Regions from separate parts of the Homo sapiens genome. Here all the other regions are linked to region 2. Evidence: chromatin loops called from intact Hi-C (ENCODE). Cell type or tissue: endothelial cell of umbilical vein. All regions are shown on one strand.

Evidence for each region. Hi-C counts contacts between places; a loop is a spot of excess contacts. Peaks named below come from ENCODE experiments on the same cell type or tissue, not always from the same donor. Only the 100,000 strongest peaks of a DNase experiment are listed, where the experiment ranks them.
Region 1: it touches region 2 in a loop (4-fold over the local background); 37 of 110 quality-filtered maps call a loop at or near these places.
Region 3: it touches region 2 in a loop (5-fold over the local background); 7 of 110 quality-filtered maps call a loop at or near these places.

The regions. Positions count from the first base shown.
Region 1 is chr4:88,597,093-88,605,092 of GRCh38, forward strand. All of the region lies in intron 2 of HERC3 (HECT and RLD domain containing E3 ubiquitin protein ligase 3), which reads left to right. Among named protein-coding and RNA genes, the nearest start is that of HERC3, 8.6 kb to the left of the region's middle. RefSeq lists an enhancer at 4,019-4,709. In endothelial cell of umbilical vein, no CTCF peak of the experiment used is centred here; DNase peaks (open chromatin) are centred at 2,459 and 3,279; H3K27ac peaks cover 3,445 bases.
Region 2 is chr4:88,530,007-88,538,006 of GRCh38, forward strand. It overlaps a transcript of HERC3 not described here. Among named protein-coding and RNA genes, the nearest start is that of PIGY-DT, 10 kb to the left of the region's middle. In endothelial cell of umbilical vein, no CTCF peak of the experiment used is centred here; DNase peaks (open chromatin) are centred at 4,115 and 4,605; H3K27ac peaks cover 2,730 bases.
Region 3 is chr4:88,609,593-88,617,592 of GRCh38, forward strand. The region is part of intron 3 of HERC3 (HECT and RLD domain containing E3 ubiquitin protein ligase 3); the gene reads left to right. Among named protein-coding and RNA genes, the nearest start is that of HERC3, 21 kb to the left of the region's middle. In endothelial cell of umbilical vein, no CTCF peak of the experiment used is centred here; DNase peaks (open chromatin) are centred at 2,809 and 4,039; H3K27ac peaks cover 4,268 bases.

The DNA.
Region 1 (8,000 bases), 67 kb after region 2:
CCTATTTCAAATAATGCTGGAATGAACATTCTTATACGTGTATCTTGGTGCATATGTTCATGAGTTTCTCACTGCATTGGACTGTAAGATAGCCACTAGTCACCTAGGGCTACTTACATTAAAATTTATTAAAATAAAATATTAACTATTTCAGTTCTTCACTTGTATTAGTCACATTTCAAGTACTCAATAGCCACATATACCTACTGGCTACCATAGTGGACAGTGCAAATATATAGCATTTCCATTATCACAGAAAGTTCCAAGTTTCCAGATTTTACTCATCTTTGTATCTCCATTTATTAGTATAGTACAGGAGCACCATAGATGCTTAATAAGTTGGATAATGCTGGTCATATGCCCAGCAGTGAAATTACTGTGTGGGGAGGTATCCACATCTTCATCTTCACTGGAGAATGCCAACTTGTTTTGCCAAGTGCTTATGCCAGTTTATATTCCCACCAGCTGTCTATGAGGGCCCTGGCTGTTGTATATCCTTGACTTGGTATTGTTAGACTTTTCAATTCTTGCCAGTCTCGTTGGTGTCTTTTGAAGGCAGTCCACAGCTTAAGCAGACTGCAGAGAAGTCATTCTTCCAGCTTCACAAAGCCTAGCACCAGGTAGTGAAGAAGGCACCACCTTAGAGGGGATGATCCGGGGAAGGGTAGGAGTGTTTCCTGTGTTGGCTGAGGGGGTCAGAGGACCAAAGTCCAGCTAAAGTGGAGGAGAGAGAAAACAGCAAGGAGTGGATTCACGTTGTTGAAAACTTCTCTTTGCCTTCTATGACATTTCTGTCTTTGGTAGGAACATTTTTGATAATAAGGCAAGTCATTAAAATGAATCTTCTTTGTTACCAGAGTTAATTCTGCATTTTAGTTTTGGCCCTACATTTATTTAAAGCCTGAATTTGGGGAGTATCTGCAAAGCACTGAAGGTTTTGGACATTGTCTTTTCCTGCTGTTGAAAGAGACCCTCTTCATATATACAACATTCAGGTAATTGCTTCTAAGCTTACTTGAAAGGAAGCTTATCCCTATTTTAAATGAGATTAGAAGTCCTGCCTGAGTGTTATTTTGGTCTCAGTGCCTTTCAAACAAAGGGATAAGAATGAGTTGTTAGGCTGCTGTGTGCATAGTCGCATAGTCTTATCATAAGACAAAGTTTAGGAACTGAAGGTTGTCGTTTAGCATTCAACTCACTAGAGCTAGTAAAAAGAGATTTATCTCCCCACCGCCCTCCACCCATGCCCTCTCCAGAATTTAAAAGCAAATGCACACAAAAAAACTTCCTCCTATCAACCTCAAATCCCTTTCATGAAAGTTATGGCAGATGGTTGTGATGCTACTTTGCTGTAGTGCAGATTTGGCAGAATGCAGCTAGTGCTAATTGCAGTGAGGAAGACAGGAGTCACAATCCCATCCTCTTTTGGGAATTGTCCTGTCTGCTGAAATCTCAAAGAAGAGCACTAGGAGTAGGAGTAACATTGACTAAAGCAGCTGACATTTACTGGTCACTTACTACTACATGCCAGGCACCATGCTAAGCCCTTTTTACATGCATTTTCTCATTAATCCTCACAACACTCTAGCACCTTCTCCTGATTTTGGAGCTTAAGGTGGGTAAACATCTTTCCTCAGGTTTCACAGCTAACGTGGTTAATGTAGGGCTTGGATTTTAGTTCCTTTGACCCTTAAGCTCTGCTAAGATTATCTTGAATCTCTTACCAAGAATAGATGAGAAGGACTCAGGAAAGTGCCAGGTTGACATTGAGAGAAAGTTGTACTTCAAAAGTAGTCCTTCCTTTTGTTTTGTCATGGGGAAATAAGAGGCAGGAAATGCAGCCAAGCGGGGCTGGTGTAGGTGCTGAGGGAAGTGTAGTCCTATATTTTGCAGCGAATTTCATAATTGTGTATTTTGAAGGAAAATAAAAGATTCTGCTCTTCTAGGAGCAAGCAAGAGAGTGAATGAGGAAAAATGGGTGTAAGGACCTTGGAGATCAAAATGCCCAGCGATGCAGACCGTTGCTGAAACTAGACCTTTAAAGTCATGGACATCAGCAGCTACAAGATTTAGGGGTCCAACTGGAGTGTACTTTGAAGTGAAAGCTGTGCTAATGGCTGGCTTCTCTCCAATGTGTTGAACTTCTCTCCTGAAAGCTAGATGATTTTAGTTGCTTTTTTCTTTAGTTCCGGCAGAGCATTGTGATGACCTAGGCCGTATTTATAGTTAGGATTGATAGTTTATTTACAGATACACATCTTTTTTGTGGTTGCTATTTAATTCTCTTGGTGGGCAGTTTTTATTTGACCAATTGAAGATTCCATTACTGTAACTCAGTTGGAAGAATTTTTGAAGTTTTCTTGAACAATAGTCCTTTTTATTATCTTTTTTCATAAATTGTTTTTACTAGTCAGTCAGGGATGAGGCCATACTTCAGGCTGTTTACACAGGATTGTGCTTGGCCAAAGCACCCAGAACTCAGATGACTCTCAAGGACTGACTCGTGCCAGATAAACTACAAAAAAAGCTGATAGACCCAGGACGCCAAATTAATAATGAGAATTAGAAATCCTAATAAGACTGAGATGCTTTGGTTACCTGGTCACAGTATTCTATCCCTGTAGTAGAATCTGCCCTAGAAACCAAGTTATTTAAGGTTGCTTGCTAAGCAAGGCAATTGGTTGGGTGAATTTAGTGACAACTGTTATGGAATCTGATCCACCCATCCACTTTTAGGAAAGAATTACTTAGCGGGTCAGATAGCCAGGTTGACTGATCAGGGTCCCTGTTTTCTCTGGAGAGTGGTGCAGACACATTGGGAAGTCTGGCCTTTTGGTTATCTACTTTCTAAGCTCCTTACTATACAGCACAGCATAGTGTCTCTTTCTTTTCCTTTACTTCATCTTTTTTTTGTTAGTTTCACTTTCTTCATCTGTAAATTAGAGATAATGGCAGTACCTGTCTCATAGAAGATGAAATGAGCCAACATCTGTGAAGCACATAGAAAAGTACCAGACTCAGAGTAAGCTCAAATCAGGTCTTATCTGCTGTTATTATTAATAATGTCATTATTAATATTATCAGTCAGGAGTTTCTTTTTATTGCAAGTGAAAGAAACCTGATTCAAACAAGCATAAATAAATAAGCTTAAGTAAACAAAGAAGGGACTTGTTATACTCTGTATATAGTTAGGTTCTGTAAAGTCATGGTGAATACCATATTAGTGAATACAGAGCCATTGTTTCTGAGGAAATACAGGATTAGGTTCTTGTAGGCTGTGGTCAAGAGATTTTTATCAGCCAGCTGACGCATAACCTTTTTTTATGTGTGTTTCTGTCTAGACAGCCTATTTAATATATATTTCTTACTAATATACACAATATTTCTTGGTAATAAAACACTAGTTGAGAAGGGTTTAACATTTTCTTGACCCTGTGTAATGTGACAGTGTTTTTGGCTTTCAGCCTCACATCAGTGCTATCCACTGTGATTTTTATTTTTTATGGGTTGTCATCTCATGAATCCACAGATTTAATTGCTTTTCCATTGTATCTATAGCTTCATTATGTACTCTGGATATTACTTTAGCTCTCTCCAGGGGAGGCCTCACATACAGATCAGCAGATTTCCTGTTCCATATTTTGGATGTACCCGCTTGTTGATTCATTAACATTGAACTCACAGCCAACACTATAACTCATGCATGAAAGAAACTTACCTAATACACATTTTTTTCTCTGTAAGGCACATCACAACCTTCTTGCACCTAAGAACACTAGAAGGTAGGAGAGATAAGACAAATTTATGAAATACTAAAAACGAAAAAATCCATTAATGTGGATAATAGCAATTGAGCAAGTTGGGAAAAATAAATTATTTCTAGATTATGTGAGCTTGCTGGTCTATTAGTGTATCATTAGACCACCAACCACCACCACCACTACCCTGCCAGTTTTTCATTTTATTTCTACTTCCCTCTCCACAATATTTGTAGTTAATTCAAAGAATAACATTTAATCTTAATACTTTTTTAGTGTAGAGTCTAGACAAGGAATAAAAATCTTGGGAAGAAGCAGAACTTTCTGTGTAAGACAGCAAATTGAGATTCAGTTTTATATTTTATTTTGGGCCTTTTCATGCCTTTCCTGAAAGCCTCAAGAGTTCAAAGCATACCTCAGGATTACAATAAGGCAGTTTTAAAATTGGTATATACCAATTAAGGCCATTGAGTTAAATCCAAAGTACTGTAATTGTTGTCAAGAGAGGTTGAAAGTACGAGCTTCCTCTGTGTTGTAATCTTTAATTTGTAGCCATTTGGGCATGCTTTTATCTTGGGAGAAAAGAGTTTGTCATTTTAAAAGCTGACTTTGCATAGAAGAGCCAATTAGCTGTCTCCTTCATATGTTGACAGTTCTCTCCTGTAGATTGGCTGATATATTCAGCTTTGATGTGTTCGCCTAGTATTATAATTCAAAGTAAGTCTTCACCATTTCTGTTAGAATCCATCCTCTTTTCATTAGGATGAAATGAATGTACCAATGAAAAGATTAGGGAAGACACCTTTGAAGTCTGCAATCTTGTCTTGAAATCCTGATATTTTGACCTGTAGGACCTAGAACAGTGATTCTTAATATGGAGAGACTAGCATGTTTAAGAAGTATGATTAGAAAAGGATATTCAGGGGCCGGGCGCGGTGGCTTACGCCTGTAATCCCAGCACTTTGGGAGGCCGAGGCGGGCGGATCACGAGGTCAGGAGATCGAGACCATCCCGGCTAAAACGGTGAAACCCCGTCTCTACTAAAAATACAAAAAATTAGCCGGGCGTAGTGGCGGGCGCCTGTAGTCCCAGCTACTTGGGAGGCTGAGGCAGGAGAATGGCGTGAACCCGGGAGGCGGAGCTTGCAGTGAGCCGAGATCCCGCCACTGCACTCCAGCCTGGGCGACAGAGCGAGACTCCGTCTCAAAAAAAAAAAAAAAAAAGAAAAGGATATTCAGAATTATAATTAAAATGTATATTTGGAAACCGGCTGGGCTCCGTGGCTCACACCTGTGATCCAAGCACTTTGGGAGGCCAAGGCGGGCTAATTACTTGAGGTCAGGAGTTCAAGACCAGCCTGCCCAACATGGCGAAACCCTGTCTCTACTAAAATACCAAAAAAATAGTGGGGTGTGGTGGCACACGCCTGTAATCCCAGCTACTTGAGAGACTGAGGCAGGAGAATTACTTGAACCTGTGAGGCGTAGGTTGCAGTGAGCTGAGATTGCGCCACTGCACTCCAGCCTGGGAGACAGAGCGAGACTTGGTCTCCAAAAAAAAAAAAAAAAAAAAAAAAGTATGTTTGGAAACTGAAATGTAATCTGAATGTCCTTAAGACCAATCTTCTGCATTGCTTGTTTGTTTTTAAGATGGGTCTCGCTCTATTACCCAGGCTGGAGTGCAGCAGTGCGATCACAGCTCACTGAAACCTTGACCTCCTAGGCTCAAACGATCCTCTCACCCCAGCACCCCAAGTAGCTGGGACTACAGGTGTGTCCTACCACACTTGGCTGATTTTATTTTATTTTTTGTGGAGATAAGGTCTCACTGTGTTGCCCAGGCTGGTCTCAAACTCCTGGGCTTAAGCTGTCCTCTCACCTTGGCCTCCCAAAGTGTTAGGATCACAGGTGTGAGCCACTGTGCCTGGTCACTGTTTTCTTTCATATCCAGATAAAGTGATTCAAACCCAAGGCGATGCTGATTAGAGATTTAGCGTCTTTCTCAAATTTCTAAGAATTTCCGAAGGGAAGAAGAATGTTTAGGTTCTCTTATCATGCCTCATCCAAAACTCTTGCTCAGTTGTCAGTCTTCAGGAGGGGCTCTGAGGGCTTATTTTCAAGGTTCTTTTTATTCATGCTTGGCAAAATACAGTTATTGTAAGGGTGTTGTGTCTTAACTTTGATAGAAGGTTTGGGATTCTCAAAAGTAGTTACAGAACAGGCAACAAGTTCAAACTTGAGTGTTAGACACCACTGTTCTCAAAATTCATCTGCTGTTCTCTGCCACGGAGAATCTACTGTTTACTGGCCAGGTTCCAAACTTGCAGCCATATTACAGGCTTCAATCGCTTTCTCTTTTTTTTTTTTTTTTTTTTGAGGTGGAGTTTTGCTCTTGTTGCCCAGGCTGGAGTGCAGTGGCGCCATCTTGGCTCACTGCAACCTCTGCCTCCTGGGTTCAAGCGATTCTTGTGCCTCAGCCTCCCGAGTAGCTGGGATTATGGGCACCCGCCACCACGCCCCACTAATTTTTGTATTTTTAGTAGAGATGCGGTTTCACCATGTTGGTCAGGCTGGTCTCGAACTCCTTCCTCAGGTGATCCATCTGCCTCAGCCTCCCAAAGTGCTGGGATTACAGGTGTGAGCCACCATGCCCGGCCAATCGCTCTCTCTTAATTTGCTATCTTAAATAGGAGCATCTACTGTTTTATAAGGCATGCTTGGGATTTCCCCCGTCTCCTTTCGTCTCTAAATCTTGGACCTTTCTTTCAAAACCAGAGAGGTGCATGGGGTATTTTCCTTGACAGAAGATCCACCCACTTAAGATTTCCAACTTTATCAATAGTCAGAACTTTTGAAGTTATAATATTTCATTTCTGATCAAAGCATTAGATAAAGCTTCCCCTCTTATGTCTTTGTAAGCAAAAATAATATATTGAAATAATTGATACCTTTCCCATATTAAACTCTAGGGGTTGTTCCCTCCTCCTTTCTGTTGTAGAAAAAATACTTTTGTGCCTATTATGTTGGTAATAACAATTCTCACAATTAAACTCAAGAAAGCCTTGTTGGCTGATGTGGACCTGCAGAGGCAGTAGACATGTAGCAAGAGAAAGGAAATTTAAAGACAATTAAAAAATCTTTACTGAGATATAATTCACATACCATAAAATTTACTTTTTTTTTTTTTTGATACTGAATTTTGCTCTTATTGCCCAAGCTGGAGTGCAATGGCGTGACCTCAGCTCACTGCAACCTCTGCCTCCCGGATTCAAGCGATTCTCCTACCTCAGCCTCCCGAGTAGCTGGATTACAGGCATGCGCCACCGCGCCTGGCTGATTTTGTATTTTTAGTAGAGATGGGGTCTCCCCATGTTGGTCAGGCTGGTGTGGAACTCCCGACCTCAGGTGGTCCGCCCGCCTTGACCTCCCAAAGTGCTGGGATTACAGGCATGAGCCACTACGCCTGGCCTAAAATTTACCTATTTAAAGTATAAAATTTAGGGGTTTTTAGTATATTTACCATGTTTTAAAACCATCACCACAACCTAAATTTAGAACATTTTACCACTTTCCAAAAGGGCAGGTACAGTCACTCTCCATTCTCCTCTTTCCCTCCAGTCCTAGGCAGACACTAGTCTATTTTCTAGTCTATTTTCTATTGCCTGTTCTATACATTTCATGTAAACGGAATCATATAATTTGTGGACTTTTGTGACTGGATTCTTTTACTTAGCATAATATATTTACCGTTCATCCATATTGCAGCCAAATAATATCCCATTGTATAGATATACCATGTTTTATTTAACCATTCATCAGTTGATGGACATTTTGGTTATTTCCTTTCAATATGTATAATGCTGTTGTGAACATTCCTTTATAAGTTTTTGTGTGGACGTAGTCTTGCAGTTCTCTTGGGTTTATAACTAGTAGTGAAATTGCTGGATCACATGGTATCTCTATGTTTAGTCTTTTCAGGAACTGCCAGACATTTTTATAAGCCAATGTAGTATGGTTCTAATAGCCCCACATTATCACCAACACTTGTTGTTACCTGGCCATCATTGTGGTGTGAATTGGTAGCGAGAGATGAGATTTTTTTTTGTTTGTATGAAAGGGAAACATGAATTGTTAAAAGGTAATGAAACTTTAGGCTAGGGTCAGTAATCAGGCAAAAGTTGATTACCTGCTAAATAGAAGAGGTCTGTGTTATACTGTGGTCTCTGTTGAAGGAGATTAAAAT
Region 2 (8,000 bases):
CCAGCTGAGTGTGGTGGCTCACGCCTGTAATCCAGCACTTTGGGAGGCTGAGGCAGGCGGATCACCTGAGGAGTTCAAGACCATCCTGGCCTGGCCAACATGGTGAAACCCTGTCTCTGTTAAAAGTACAAAACATTACCTTGGTGTGGTGGCAGTGCCTATAATCCCAGCTACTCAGGAGGCTGAGGCAAGAGAATTGCTTGAACCAGGGACGTGGAGGTTGCAGTGAGCCAAGATCGTGCCACTGCACTCCAGCCTAGGTGACAGAGTGAGATTCCGTCTCCAAAAGAAAAAAAAAAAAGCTATCCCTATTTTCAAGATGTTTATAATCTTAAGTGGAATAAACAGCACAGGATAAAGTTAAATAGAAAATTCAGGTTTACATATAATGCATTCTTTCGTGTATTCATTCAACATTTGTTGAACTTATACTGTATATGAGGCTCACAAAGAAGGCTGTGCCTAAGGCCTAAGGAGGGCTTAGGGGAGTGTCAGTATAGGTCTTATAGCCGTAAGAAATTATTTACTGAGACCTCAGGGGACACCCATTTTATCTCCTTTCCTCATTTTTTAATCCACAAAAACAATTTTAACTTTGCAAGTAGAATATAAAAGTTTGCTAGGCAGAGATGAGTATGATGAGCCATCAATACTATACTACAGCTCAGGTAAGAGTGAATAATGTGGACTTGAGTAAATATTGTAGGGCTGCATATTAATATACATTTTAAATGGCTTCTGTGTATAACATTTCAAAACTGATCACGAAAATGGCCAGGTTTGAGCTTAAGCCTAAAAGTTCAACATAATTAAGATATCAATATATGGAAAGAGGAATAGTATTTTATTTTTATTCTTTTTGAGACAGAGTCTTGCTCTGTTGCCCAGGCTAGAGTGCAGTGGTGCGATTTCAGCTCACTGCAACCTCTACCTCCCAGGTTCAAGTGATTCTCCTGGCCTCAGCTTCCCAAGCAGCTGGGACCACAGGTGTGTACCACCACATCACGCCTGGCTAATTTTTTTGTATTTTTAATGGAGATGGGGTTTTGCCATGTTGGGCAGGCTGGTCTTGAACTCCTGGCCTCAGGCGATCTGCCCTCCTCAGCCTCCCAAAGTGCTGGGATTATAGGCGTGACCCACCATGCCTGGCAGGAATAGTATTTTTAAAAATTTTTTAAATTTTTAAAATTTAAAATTTTTTTAAAATTTTTTAATTTAAATTAAATTGTTGTTGTGCTATGTTGCCCAGGTTAGTTGAACTGGCCTCAAGCTGTCCTCCCCCCTCAGCCTCCCAGAGTTCTGGGATTACAGGCATGAGCCACCGTGCACAGCCAATAGTATTTCTTAATGGGAGTCATCACCACTATTTTGTTCTTTAAAATATCCTATTCATACATATTTTGAAATATAAACTTTAAAAATAAGCGTTCACTAAAACTATAAATATATCACAAGAAAATATCCAGATAAGCAACTCCACATGATATTAATTTGTCTATTTAGAACAAATGAAATCAATAAAAAATTTGCAGTTCTTTCCAACTCTGCTTGAAATCTGTGGCAGCTGTTGCTCTCTCAACCTCCATCTGAAGATGAGCTGTTGCTCTCTCAACCCTCCTATTTGAAGAAGTTGGAAAACGAACAAGTACATTTTCCAGACTCCTTTATAGATAGGGTTCTGGCTATGAAATAGACTCTGCCAGCTAGATACACACACGTGAAATTTGAAAGGGAGGCAGAGATGAGCTTCCTGCAGCAGGGAGAGTTGACACGCAGGTTCTGACAGACACAGGATTTGCATGGGTTAGATGAATGCTGCACTCTCTAGATGCAAGGGGCAGTGTCTTCTTAGCACAGGGCAGCTGTGGCAGCCACAGCAGTGGTTGCAGTAACAGTTTCTTCTGGGTCACAGCTATTAGAGCATTAGCTTAACACCAAAACTCCAGAAGCAGCCCCCTGTTTCTGCTTTTCCAGCCATTTTAATGAATTTATAAACACATAGTTCTGTATATTAAATTCCTATATACTGGAAATTCCTAGAACAATTTCTTTTTCCTACACTGAACCCTGACTGGTCAACTACCCCAGAGTGTAGATGTGATCATAAAATATGTAAATCACTTAGAATAGTGATTAATATATAGTAAAGAATAGTGGCCTGAAACACTATATAGATATCTATATAGATATATTTATAAAACAGGAGATTTATTACAGGAATTGACTTACACAATTACGGAGGCCTGGAAGTCCCATAATCTGCCCTCTGCAAGCTGGAAAACCAGCGGGAGAAAGCTGGTGATATAACTCAGTCCAAGTCCAAAGGCCTGAGAACCACGGGAGCCAACAGTGTAGGTCCAGATCAGAGCTCAAAGGCTCTAGAACCCAGCACCAGTATCTGAGGGCAGGGGAGTATATATGGCTGTCCCAGCTCAAATGAGAAGCAAATGCACCCTTCCTCCACCTTTTTATTCTATTCAGGCTCTCATAGGATTGGATGATGTCCATTCACATAAGTGAGTGCAGATCTTCTTTACTCAACCTATAAATTAAAATCCTAATCTCTTCCAGAAACACCCTCACAGATACAAACACAAATAATGTGTTACCAGCTAACTAGGCATCCCTCAGCTCAGTCAAGATGTCACATAAAACTAACCATCACATTGGCCCATTATAATAGAAAATAAAAGGTCCTGATCAGAATTACTAAAAAGAATGAAGAGTAGAAGTACTAACAAGTACTCAGGAAAACAATCATCCTCTGGACGTAGAGTTGTAATATTTAGGAAAACAATGTGGGGAATTTTCTTTTTGCAAGGGTTCAAGGGAGAGCTTGAGGAAGAGGCAAGATAACTTACCTCTTGTACTAATCCCATATGTATTAGAGTTCTCTAGAGGGACAGAACTAATAGGATAGATGAATATACGAAACGGACTTTATTAAGGAGAATTGACTCACACGGTCACCAGGTGAAGTCCCACAGCAGGCCATCTGCAAGCTGAAGAGCAAGGAAGCCAGTCTGAGTCCCAAAACCTCAAAAGTAGGGAAGCCGACAGCGCAGCCTTCAGCCTGTGGCCGAAGGCCGGAGAATCCCTGGCGATCCACTGATGTATGTCCAAGAGTCCAAAAGCTGAAGAATTTGGGGCCTGATGTTTGAGGGCAGGAAGCATCCAGCATGGGAGAAAGATGAAGGCCAGAAAACTCAGCAGGTCTGCTCATTCCACCTTCTTCTGCCTGCTTTATTCTGCCCACGCTGGCAGGTGATTGGATGGTGCCCACCCACATTGAGGATGAGTCTGCGTCTCCCAGTCCACTGACTGAAATGTTAATCTCCTTTGGCAACACCCTCACAGACACACCCAGGAACAATACTCTGTATCCTTCAATCCAATCAAGTTGACACATTATTAACCATCACACCATGGAAAATTCTGATTTTATAAATAAAATTGAAGGGATAAAAGGAGGCAAAACGATGTCACCTGAGACCTATGTGAGTAATTTGATGCTACTCATACTACTATCCCCTGCCCTTTCTCAAGGTTTTCCTTGTCATGATGCAGACTAGCTTGGAAGGGGACCGGTGAGAAACAGCATGCCAAAAGCCTTTGTAATTTCTCTTTCACATCTGGCTGTTCACCATTTCTTACAATTTGTTTCTTCATAAGTCTTCTGGCTTTCAGCACTTTGATCTTAATAGTCATGATTCTAATCTAGGCCTCAATGATTTAAAGTTGTGGCTAACTTCATACATAGTCCTAATTTCTTTATCTCTACTTTTCTAACATTTTTCCCTTTAAAATCCCAATAATAAAACTTTCTTCTTTATCGTTCTTACTGGCAACTTTGTTCAAAATTTCACAAAAAGAAAAGTTATTTATGCTTGGTTTTAAAGTGCTATGTACCTTCACTATCACCCAGGTTTCTTAGCTTCTATCTTTTTTTACTCCCTTCCTCCCTCTTTCTACCTCCCATTCCTCCTTCTTCTCCACTGCCCTCCTGCTAATGGATAAATATGATCCATATCATCTGACAGTGCTTTTCAAACTTGAATATGCATATGAGTCACCTGGGAATCTTGTTAAAATGCAAATTCTGACTCATTATGACTAGGATCATACTGAATAGGAGGCTTGAAATCTTTTCTTAACAGCTTCCGGATGCTGCTGCTGAATCGCAGACCACACTTTTAGTAGCAAGACTCCAGAACACTGGTTTTTCAACTGGAATGATTTTGAACCCCAGGAATATTTGGCAATGTGTGGATGTATTTTTGATGGTTACAACTGGGGTGGTGCTCCTGGGCAGAGGCCAGGGATGCCACCAAGCATCTTACCATGCACAGGACAGCCCCTCACGACAAAGAATTAACTGGCCCAAAATGTCAACAGTGACCAGGCTGAGGAATCCTGCTCTAGAATGATTTTAAACACTATAATTACCCAGTGGCATCTTCTATTAGTCTAACAGTTTTGTTTTTTTTTTCCTAGAAAAAAACTTTCCAGTCCTCTTCCCTCTACTTAGTCAGTTCCTGTGACTAAAAGGATCTCATACTGCAAGGCTTTTTTTCCCCAAACGTCTACCATTTCCTTTTCCAATTTATTAAATGAAAGTTATGAATGGAATTTTTCATGGCATTAACATGATTTTAAAAGCCTCATGCTCTCAGAAAAAAATAAAAAATTAAGACAGCAAGTTTACAGCTTTGAAATGTGTGATTCTATATGGCTTTTTTATTATCCAGGTTTAAGCTAGTGCATTATGGTACCTTTGAAAACAACTGAAGTAATTCTCAAAATAATAATCAATAGGTGTTTTACTTTGTGTGTGTTTTCAATGACTGTTCAGGTTGTAGCCATCAAATAGTCCATAGTGTAAAAGGAAATGAACCTCCAAAAGAAGTATTTTTTTGTATTCAGATGAAGAAGATGGGGATATTGTAAAAGCTCTTTTATTACAGAAAGCTGTGTTTTCCATAGTTGAAGAGAGTCAGGAATTTGACAACTTTAACTTGATTTGACTCTCCAGTGATGTAGCTAACACAAGAGTTATTGCATATGAAAAAAATAGATAATTTTTACCAGAATCATGGCTAGATGAAAGTAAATTGAGTCCTGAGTATTTTTATTGAAACTATGGTCACAATTCCAAGTTTTTGAAAGTCTGCTTTTCCTAGTTTTCTAAGCCTGTCAGGCATCTTTGACTGACTCAGAGACCAACCTTGAACTTACACCTGGCCTGCCAGCACCTAGGGCACTGCCCTGGGATTCCCACTCTGCCCTGCTTTCTTCTTGATTTCATTGCAATGGAAAATACGACTAAATATTTCAGTAGTTTGAGTTTGGTCTAGTCATTAGGGACATTTTATTTTAATGTAAAGATCTTACTGAAAAGTACTTTAGTCACCAACTTAGAGAATTCATAAACTGAAAAATGTTATATAAGGTGACTAAATCAGAATGATCTTCTTAAATTTACTATCCACTCACCTACACTTCCCCAGAAAACTCTCCTTGTTCTGTATTGAACTTAGTAAATGATACCACCATCTTCTGAGTCACCTGGGCTGAGGTCTGAAGTCATGATGGACTTCATCTTTTCACCTCCCACATCCAATCACATGATGAAGGGCATCCCAAGGCAGGAGGACAGGAGCAAGTGTGTCAGCTCAGGTCTCTCTTCCTCTGCTTATAAAGCCACCAGTCCCATCATGGGGGTCCCACACGAATGACCTCATCTAATCCCAATTACCTCTCAAAGGCCCCACCTCCAACCAACAGATGAATTTGGCACTTAAGTTTCCAATACAAGACATTTGGAGGACATATTCAAACCACAGCACTCCTGAAATCTCTTACAGAAATATTACAGAGTAGAAATAATGCAAATGTTTCTTATGTCATAATGTAAGATAGAAAGATGGGAGTGCATCCAATTCTTGGTTCCATTTCCTTATTACAATAAACACAAATCATCTCATGGGGCTAGGATGACCTACCTCAATGCACCTTGCTTTGCATGTAATAGTTTAACAAATTAGTTATTCACTGATGCACTCAAGTGGCCAAAAGCTCCCAGATGATTTCCCTAGGTTTGTGCAAAAGCTTCTGGCATAGTGGCTTATGAGGCCCTCCAGCAACTGGCCCCAGACTGTCTCCAGCATATTCTCTCACTGTGGCCACTTCTCATCTTGAATTCAGCCATTCTGAACTATTTGTTGTCCCCATAATAGCCTGTTTCATAGCTCCATGTCTTTTGTTCATGCCATTTCTTCTGCCCAGAATATCTTTACTCCATTGTCCCTCTAAACCACTACTCAGCTTTTAAGACCCAATTCAAACACAGACACTTTTATGAAGATTTTTCTAACTCCTTCCTTCTCCCTGCTTCCTGGGAATTGACCATCAATCCCTTGTATACAACAGTAAACTACCCTACCCCGACACATACTCACTCACTCACTCACTCTTATTATAACATTTATTACTTCTTTACAAGTATTCTTTTATATGTCTGTCTCCTGTACTAATCTAGAAGATCCTTTAGGTCACATACCATGTGTATTTTATTTCTTTATCCCTAAATCTAGCACAGTGGCTGGCACATAGTATATGTTTAATAAACACTTGTAAAATGAATGTAATATGTCTAGTACCAAATGTTGTTCCTCTTAACTTGCCAATAGAAAAAAATATTACACAGTTACAGAATCTGCTTGTAATTTAGCTACCTGTGAAAAGAAAAGCACAATGAATTTTTTTTCAATTTAGAGAAATTCAAAACATATAAACTCTTTCCCAATCTGATTATAATTTTGAGTAATATGTTAGGGTGGAGGTGCTAGAAGGAGTACTCTATCAGAGCTGTCTTCTAAATTATTTTCTGCCTGGGATTATATATTTTTAAAACACACACTAAAGTTATAAAAATACGACCAAGAATTCTTATATACTTTCACCTGGATTTCTTAAATTAACAGATTTCTGTAGCTAGATTTTAAAAAACTGACAGCAACTTGCAGACATGAGGTTCATTTACACTTTAACACTTCAAAACAAAATGAAAACCAAAACAAAATATATTCTCTTACATCACCACAGGACAATTATCAAAATCAGAAAATTAATATTTATACAATATTACTGTATAATTTATGAATTTAAATTTCACCATTTGTTCCCTTAATGTATTTTTATAGCAAAAGGAAAAGGATTTCTGGTCCAAGATCCAATCCAGGATGAGACATGACTTTTAGTCATCACGTCTCATTCATCTCTTGTAATCTGAAACAGTTCATTGGTCTTTTTTTGTCTTTCATGACCTTGATGTTTTGAGGCATTATGGGAAGTTTACTTGCAGCAAGTCTATTCCTCAATTTGGATGTGTCTGATATTTCTTCATGATTAGATTCAGGTAATATATATTTTTAAGTTACACATTTTTTGCCAGGATACCACAGAAGTAACACTGTGTCATTTTTAGTGCATCCTACCAAGAATTATTACTGGTTATGCTAACTCTGATCATTTGATTAAAGTGGTCCGTTTAAGTTGTCACTACTGTAAATTACTGTTTTCCTCTATGTAATCAATAAGTAGCATACAGGGATGAGGTTATATTGAAGGCTAAACAAAAGAGAGACCAAGTGTTCCTCTGTGTTCTAAATAGAAATTGTTTAGCTGTGTTATTTGGCCTTCTTAGAGATTACATATAAAAATCAAAAGACTTTAAAATGGTGATCTTCTGACATTTTTAGTGCTTTAGCTGCAAAATTATTTATAAAAACAAGATGTAGCTCTGAAATCCATAGCACTGAATATTAAAGCCTTAAGTAAATGGGAGATCTGCATTTAGCAGCCCCTCAGGGATGAAGCTCGAATAGCAGCAGAACTGTTGTTTCTGTGACACTGTGCATTTGGCTCACAGCTAGATCACTTGTCAAAAACCTTCTGACAGGAAGATAATGTCCTATGTTATTAGCCATACTTTACAATCA
Region 3 (8,000 bases), 80 kb after region 2:
TCCCTTTCCTGTAAAAGGAGTAGACTTCCTGTTCTAATCAGATAGTTCTTGGTGAAGGGGATTCACATGATAAAGAAGACACCACAAAACTGCTGGTAGTGTTACAGACAGAGAAATATGTTACAGGAAAGGGGTCCCGATCCAGACCCCAAGAGAGGGTTCTTGGCTCTCTCAAGAAAGAATTCAGGGCAAGTCCGTGGTACAAAATGAAAACAAATTTATTAAGAAAGTAAAGGAATGAAAGAATGGCTACTCCATAGACAGAGCCCTGAAGTCTGCTGATTGCATATTTTTATGGTTATTTCTTGATGATATGCTAAACAAGGTGTGGATTATTCATGCCTCCCCTTTTTAGACCATGTAGGGTAACTTCCTGCCGTTGCCATGGCGTTTGTAAACTGTCATGGCGCTGGTGGGAGTGTAGCAGTGAGGACAACCAGAGCTCACTCTCGTGGCCATTTTGGTTTTAGTGGGTTTTGGCTGGCCCCTTTACTGTAACCTGTTTTATCAGCAAAGTCTTTATGACCTGTATTTTTTGTTGACTTCCTGTCTCATCCTGTGACTTAGAATGCCTTACCTGGGCCAGGTGCAGTGGCTCACGCCTGTAATCCCCGCACATTGGGAAGCCGAGCTGGGTGGATAACGAGGTCAGGAGTCCGAGACCAGCCTGACCAACATGGTGAAACCCCATCTGTACTAAAAATACAAAAATTAGCCGGGCATGGTGGCGCGTGCCTGTAATCCCAGTTACTCAGGAGGCTAAGGGAGGAGAATTGCTTGAACCCGGGAGGCAGAGGTTGCAGTGAGCCGAGATCACGCCACTGGCACTCCAGCCTGGGGGACAGAGCGAGACTCCGTCTCAAAAAAAAAAAAAAAAAAGAACGCCTTACCCGTCTGGGAATACAGCCTAGTAGGTTTCAGTCTCATTTTACCCAGCTCTTGTTTAAGATGGAGTTGCTCTGGTTCACACGCCTCTGACGGTAGCCAGTGATGGCCACCCTCTTCCCACCCTCCTTGTCTGTCTTCTCTGTGGCTTGGTCTTCTATCAGGCAGCCTCACTGCAGAGTCAGTTGCTCAGATATGCCTCAGTGCACACCTTGGTCTTGGAACTTGGGGGAGAGGATTCACCCTGGGGTAGCAGCTGGGAAAGGAAGCAAAAACCTCGCAGAACAATGATAGCAAAGATCTGTAGAAGGCATCATAATGAATACATCTGAGTGCAACGAGACATTTCTCTAGCACAGCCTCCTGATGCAGCTCCAAGGAGCTAATGGTAGGTGTTGCTGGGCCTCTGGATGTGAGTGAGCTCTGGCAAAGCAGCCGCACTGCGTCTGTCTGCATACTGGGTCAGCTGGCCCTCAGTCATCCTGCAGACGCCCTCCCCACAGGGCTGAGTGACTGCAAGAATCCCAAGCTAGAGGTGTGCCAAGAAGGCTTTGGGATTCAGCCTCGGAATCCAGCCCATGCTTGTGATCTAAATTTGGAATAAGGCAGGCTGTAGTGTAAATTACAAGAGATTCCAGAAATTTCTGTTGTTGGTTAAGCTTGTCTGTTAATTATAAACTCCATAGCAGCTTGGAATAATGCCTCTTTGAATGGAAAGATTATGTGGGTGGGTGCCTCCCTCTCTCCATTTAACTTTTTCGTTGGTAGGTGTGTTCTAAATCTGGATATGATTTGCGTTTGTTTTTAATGAGTGGGAAGAAGAGAATGAACTTGTTTTCTGTGTTTGCTTATTGAGAACCATGACCTGGAGAGCTGCTAGACATGGAAGGGAAGTCTGTGGCAGGCCTAGTTTGTTACAGGTATCTGTTGGTCTTGGCCCACAGGAATGCTACCCCCAAGTAGCTTCTGTGGTATTTGGGAAGGGAACATGATGGAAGGCCCCTTCCTTAAAAGAGGATTTTTCTGGGGGTTATGGGCAGGTCTGTGATTTCAGCTTGGTATCATTGCCCAGATTGGTTGACTTTGAAATATGAAGGATTTTAAAAAGTGAGTGTATGACTGTTCCTCTAAGGCTTTGAGAGTGTGAAGAAGTGAGTTGAAGGAGTTAATTCCATGGTGGCCAACTCCAAGTGGCTTACAGAGTTTTGAACCCAAGTGGCAAACTTAAGTTTCTTTTTCTTGCTTTGCAGTACTGGCTGTGAATGGAGTAATGCCTGACCATCAACACTTACTTTGCTGATTGGACTTGTTAATATTTCTAGTCCTAGCAGGGTGTCCACCAGCATGGGTATGGTCATCTAGCACTAGTCTGGAGGAGAATTTATTTCATTGCCTTGAAACTTTGTTTCCTGTTAAAATGCAAACAACCCTGGGAGCCACATAATCTGACCTTCCTGAGGGGAAGGAAAGTTGAAAGAAGGTACTGGTGTAGGAGATGCACCTGGACAAGTCTTCTAATGTGTGCCTTGATTCTGTCCTGCTAGTCATCATATACCATGTTATACACTCTGTCTCTAACTGGTTCAGCTGCAAGGCACATCAATTCATTTTTTTGGGATGCATTCTGTAGATGTGCCAGAGCAGTGATATAAAGCACCTCTCAGTGATTCTAAGGGTTTTGGAGATCCTTTTTTTCCTTCTTAAGAATATGTAACAGTTAACTATTGCTGTTGCTGACCCTGAGACTACTGTGGTTTCTTTGTACTCTCATTTCTGTACTTCTCACATTAGCAATACCCTTATGTGACCAACTGTGTGTGTGTGTGTGTGTGTGTGTGTGTGTGTGTGTGGTAAGAAGGAGGCATTTCAAAGATACATCAAATTCTGAAACTCCTGGTTATTCAGGCCCCAGATATTTTCCCAGTGTGTCAGGCAGCACACAGAGTTCTAGCTTAGGTGTGTCCATGACTCATTTGTGATTTGGCCAAGGGCATAGAGGCCTGTGATTCCCAGAAGCATTTTTCAGATGTAGTATATTAAGCCCCATCTAAACTCAATTTCCAGCTTTAAAAAAAAGTATTGGATTATAAGTCTTTTGCACATTCCTCTCTCACATGACTTTTCTCTCCTTCATTCTCACCTTTGCATTCAGACATATACCTCATCCCTCCCCGACAAAGCAGACAGAGTTTTTGTGATTGGAGTCATCATAGGGTTATTACTAATTTCCTTATGGTTTTTGTCCATGAATTTATTTTATAATTTTCTAAGACATAAAGTTACAGAGCTGGCATTTTAGGAAGTCTTGTGTGCCTTCCCCACTTTTTTTTTAATAAAGCAAGCAAACAAAACATAAGCTTTTTTTTCCTGAATGTTATTTTTTATAAGTGACTAAGTGGACATTAAGTAAATCTTGAGCTCTTTTATTAAACTAGAGACTGGTTGTCCATAGAAAGGATTCAATAAATACCTTAATTTACCATGCCTCTCATATTCCTACCTAGCCACATTGTAAACAGTACTCTTCAGCTAAATGAATAGTTCTCCTTTCCTCATACATACTCTGATTTCTAATATTGGGATTTTAGGGTAAGCTAATCTCTGTGTTATTAGGGATATCTGAACTTACATAAGTGTCTTCTAATCTTTCTCCCTATCTTGAATAGACAAGAACCGTGGTAGGGGCAGTTATTTAGTGTAATCTAATTTGACTCTGCTAAATTTTAAAATTCTCTGTAGACATACCAGGAAATCTTCTTATAGCAGAGCCCAAGGGTAACAATTTATAAGCAAGCTCTAACATTTCTGTGCAACTCTATTTGATTCATCTCTGTGATTGGTTCCTTTTACTTTCTCCTGAGTTAGTTTCCCTCTTGCAGGTAATTTAATCCAATTCACATTCGCACTTTGTATTCAGTCTAAGCATTTCCCTAATGCCCATCACCATATGTAACAGCTTTCCTGCTGTTTGATAAATGAGGTTTATAAAGCAGAACGTCCAAAAGCTTCAATTCCCAAACTGTGCTTGCTTCTAACCATGGTAGAAGTAATGCTTTCAACCAGCTTCTCAGGTTGCTCTCGGGCATCTGAAGGGCGCAATAACTCTGTCATGTTAATCAGCTCTTGCTGAAAAGCAAACCAGCTGAGCTGAAAGGAAATAGAAGGGACCCTGTAATGACTTCCTGTTATTGAAGTGCGTGTTTCTATGGGCATAACGCTGATATAAAAGGCAGAATGTGCCATAGGAAGTGTTCAGATCTCAACATTGCACTTGTTAGGGCCCCATCTGTTCCTTATTAGGAATGGCAGGTGGTTCAGGAGGCTGTGCACCCCTTTCTGATTTTGGTGATAATGGTTATAATCAAAACTAGTAGGATGTCTTGCCTCCTTTGATAGCTAGGTAGATGACTTTCTGGTTCAGAGGTCTAAGGATCAGGAGAAACTGTCATTTAATAATTTTATTGTGGGATAATTGATCGGAATTTTTTTTCTGTCTGATACTCAGCCTACATTCTATAAAGATACTTGAGTGTTTTAGAAAATGTGTACTTATTAATGAGCATACTTGTTAGTGTGAGGTATTTGTGACTTTTAAAAACCTGCAGTATTACTTTTAAGTAATTAACAAAATGGTTTGCTTCGTGAAACAAGAATTTTAGTTAATTTGTTAATTATAAAAGTGGTTAATGATACATATATAAGCTCTCTTTATTTCTGATATGCTTAGCATTTTTAAGCTGATTAATCCTCATGATAGCTTTGTAAAGTAGGTCAGTATTATTATCCAAGGTATATGTAAAGGAGGAAAGAAAAGGGAGTTGAGTTTGAGTCTTGCTTAGGTACTGACAGTTTGGGTTTAATAATCCTAGAATTTTGTTCACAGACATTTTTGTAACCTCAGGCTGATTGAGAATGGCTGATAAGATTTTATTGTCAAACTTGTTTACATTTAATTTCCACTCAGTACTTATTAAAGAAACAAAAAAGATATAAACTTGCCCACCCAGAAGCTTGTATTCCTTAATTTATTGTTTAAATACAAATATGATCAAGGTACTTTGGTAAAAGGTACTAAGAAACAATTCCCTTTTTATCTTGAAACCCATTAGACTACTGTTTGTCAGCTGCCTTTTTAAGCTCTTTTGAGCACCAAATAAAAAGCACACATGATAATTCATATTTCAGGCTGATGTATTTTGTCTTGCTATTTGCCTCTTGTTCTTTGTTTTTTTATTTTCTTGAATTATTTACTTCTTATTCAGTCACTGATTCAGCAGACATTTACTGAGTGACTAAACTTCTAGATTCCTCATTTGTTTTAAATACTCTTACAACACAACAAATTAGTGCAGATCCCACCCTTTGGGCATTTATAGACCAGGTGAGAATATAAGATATACCCAAAAAGGTTATATCCTGCAGTTCAGCAGGTGTCAAACAGGTGATACAGGTCCTATGTGTGTCAAAATAAGTGTCCTGCAGTGAAGAGATAGGTCACCAACAGTACTGAATTCTGAATTCTAACAAATGTCATCTTCTATACCTACACACATTATAAGGTTCACATTTATCTTAAGTTTGTGAGCTTGTTGGAGGAGCGAATTGTAACATTTTGGAGAAGGGGCAGCTTTGGAGATGGTTTCAGGATTCTAGGGATGTTCAGCGATTTTTGTAAATCCACCCTTTAATTCTGAATTTTTGTGTTACAATAGCAATTTTTTAGTTTGGCAATTTTGATGATTTCATCTAGGTTGGTGATCTATGATCTTTATAGATCTGGGGTAGGTAGAATGTTGTAGTTTATCAGCCTGAATGGGGTATATCTGGTCAGCTGATATTTTACATCTCTTCAAGGGCTACTGGAATTCTTTGTATGTCTTTTTGAGTGAATGCCATTTGTGATAGCATGTAATGTTGAAATCTTTGATAACCCTCTAACAGATGTATGGTCTCATATCCTTGTAGACTTTCCATCATTTTTTCACTTATTATTAAAATATGCATTGAAATTTCTATTATAATTATTAACTGACTTGCAACAACTGAAATCATGATTGTGAATAATTTTAATTTAGAGTATTAGCTAATTATGGAGGCAGTATAATGAATAAGAGCATGGACTAGCTGTGTGACTTGGAGAAAGTTGCTTAAACTCTACATGTCTTAGTTTCCTTAGTTGTAAATGTAGATAATAATGTCTACTTATTAGGGTTGTGAAGATTTAATACATTGCCTATCAGATACTTGGAATAATGCTTGGCTTATAGTAAACACTCAATTAGTACTAGCTATTATTATTTATTCTTATTTTTAATTTGAAAAAATAATTGCTGATCTCTATTTCATTCCAATTTTAGTGTATATGCTGCCAAAGCAAGTACTAGCTATTATCATTATTTGTAGTAGCAGTAGTAGTAATTTGTGTTGACACTTTTCATTACAATTGTTTTTATCCTGCTATTCCAGCATATTAACAAATTAATACATTCATGACAAATACATACAGTTTCTAGATGTATACAAACATATACATCTATAAATTGTGTTGGTCACTTTTATAGATTCCCTTAATACTACAGGATCTGATGAATGATATGGACATTCAGCTGAGGAAGATGTTATAAGTTAGGGTTGTTAAGGGAGAGTTTATATTATGTTCATTTTTATTTTAGGTTTTAAAGGATAAGTCTATTTTCTTTATTGTTAATTTTTGCAGTTCTTTACTTTATTGTTCTCATGAAAAGTACCTTACATATGTTGGGTACACTGTAAAACTGATTATCCACATATGGACATGCATACATACATCTTCTCTCTATGCAATTGTTACCATTACTTCCAGCATTCTCATCCAAAATGGCAAAGATAAGGGAATCAAATTAGGTCGCTGTGGGCACTGTGGTACACCAGGGACTACTTTATGGTGCTCCTGAAAGTCTTGTAGTGGTTTGGCACCAGTTAGCTGGGTAGTATGATCTTGTCATAGGCTTAGTAAATAGAGTGCAATCCACTGGCTCCTAGCCCAGCTGAAATCTTTGGGCAGTTACTGTAGACTTCCAGTTAGCTGTGATGGGGGTGAATCTTTGGATGGAGAGATAAATGACCTGAAAGAATGCAAGTGATTTTCCTTTCTGCATCCTTCAGTTGCCTAAGAAGAGCTCACTCTGGAGTCTAAACCTACATGATCTCTGTTTTTGTTTGTTTGTTTGTTTGTTTGTTTTAGTGGTAATGTATTAGTCGCTATGCTTGCAGTTTCAAGTAACAACAGAATGCTAAGCTGTGTCATGAACAATGAGTAAAATTTATCATCTCACATGAGAAGAGGTATTTCTAGGATAGGCTAAGTCAGTAGCACAGTTGCCTCATGTGTTTCCCATCTTTCTGTTCTGGAGTGGAATTTTGTAGTGATGCAGAGATTTATTCTTCCTGCCAAATCTCTAGCCTACTAGTGTGGGTGTAAGATTTTTCTGGGCCTCATTTAAAGCCTGCATATATTCCCCAAGTGCTTTACCAGCCAGGGTCAGCCTTGCCACTATGCCATGTTTTTTTGGGCGCCAGAATTGGCTTGTTATGTTGAAAGTATTATTTTCTCTCATGATATTTTTCTCCTTTAGTACGCTTCACTATTGAAATGCCTGTAGGCCCAGCTTCCCAGGAGTTTGAGGCCAGCCTGTGCAATATAGTAAGACCCTGTCTCCAAAAAAAAAAAAAAAAAAAAAAAAAAGAAATTGAGAACCTTCTCTGAGGACAAGTCACAACAGCATCTCAGCCTGTTGACTCTTTTTGGGAGTTGTTGGTACTGCTAGGAAGAGGGTTATAAGGTTCTATCTCATTTTCTTCTTTTCAAAGTCATACTAATAAGAGCTTGCAGAGAGCCCTTAACAACAACAACAACAAAAACAAACAAAATCCCCAACATTTTCCACTTCAAATAGATTTGTGATTAGTTTATCACATTAAAGGAGTCTTTAATTTATTGGTTTGGAATTGGCCTCATACTATATGAACTGTGCTGATCATGATGAAATTAAGTAGATTGTGCTGATTGAAACAGCAAGTTCTACATTCTGCCTATACACAGAGGCTGTTTGGGCACAAAGTCAAAATAGGGAGGC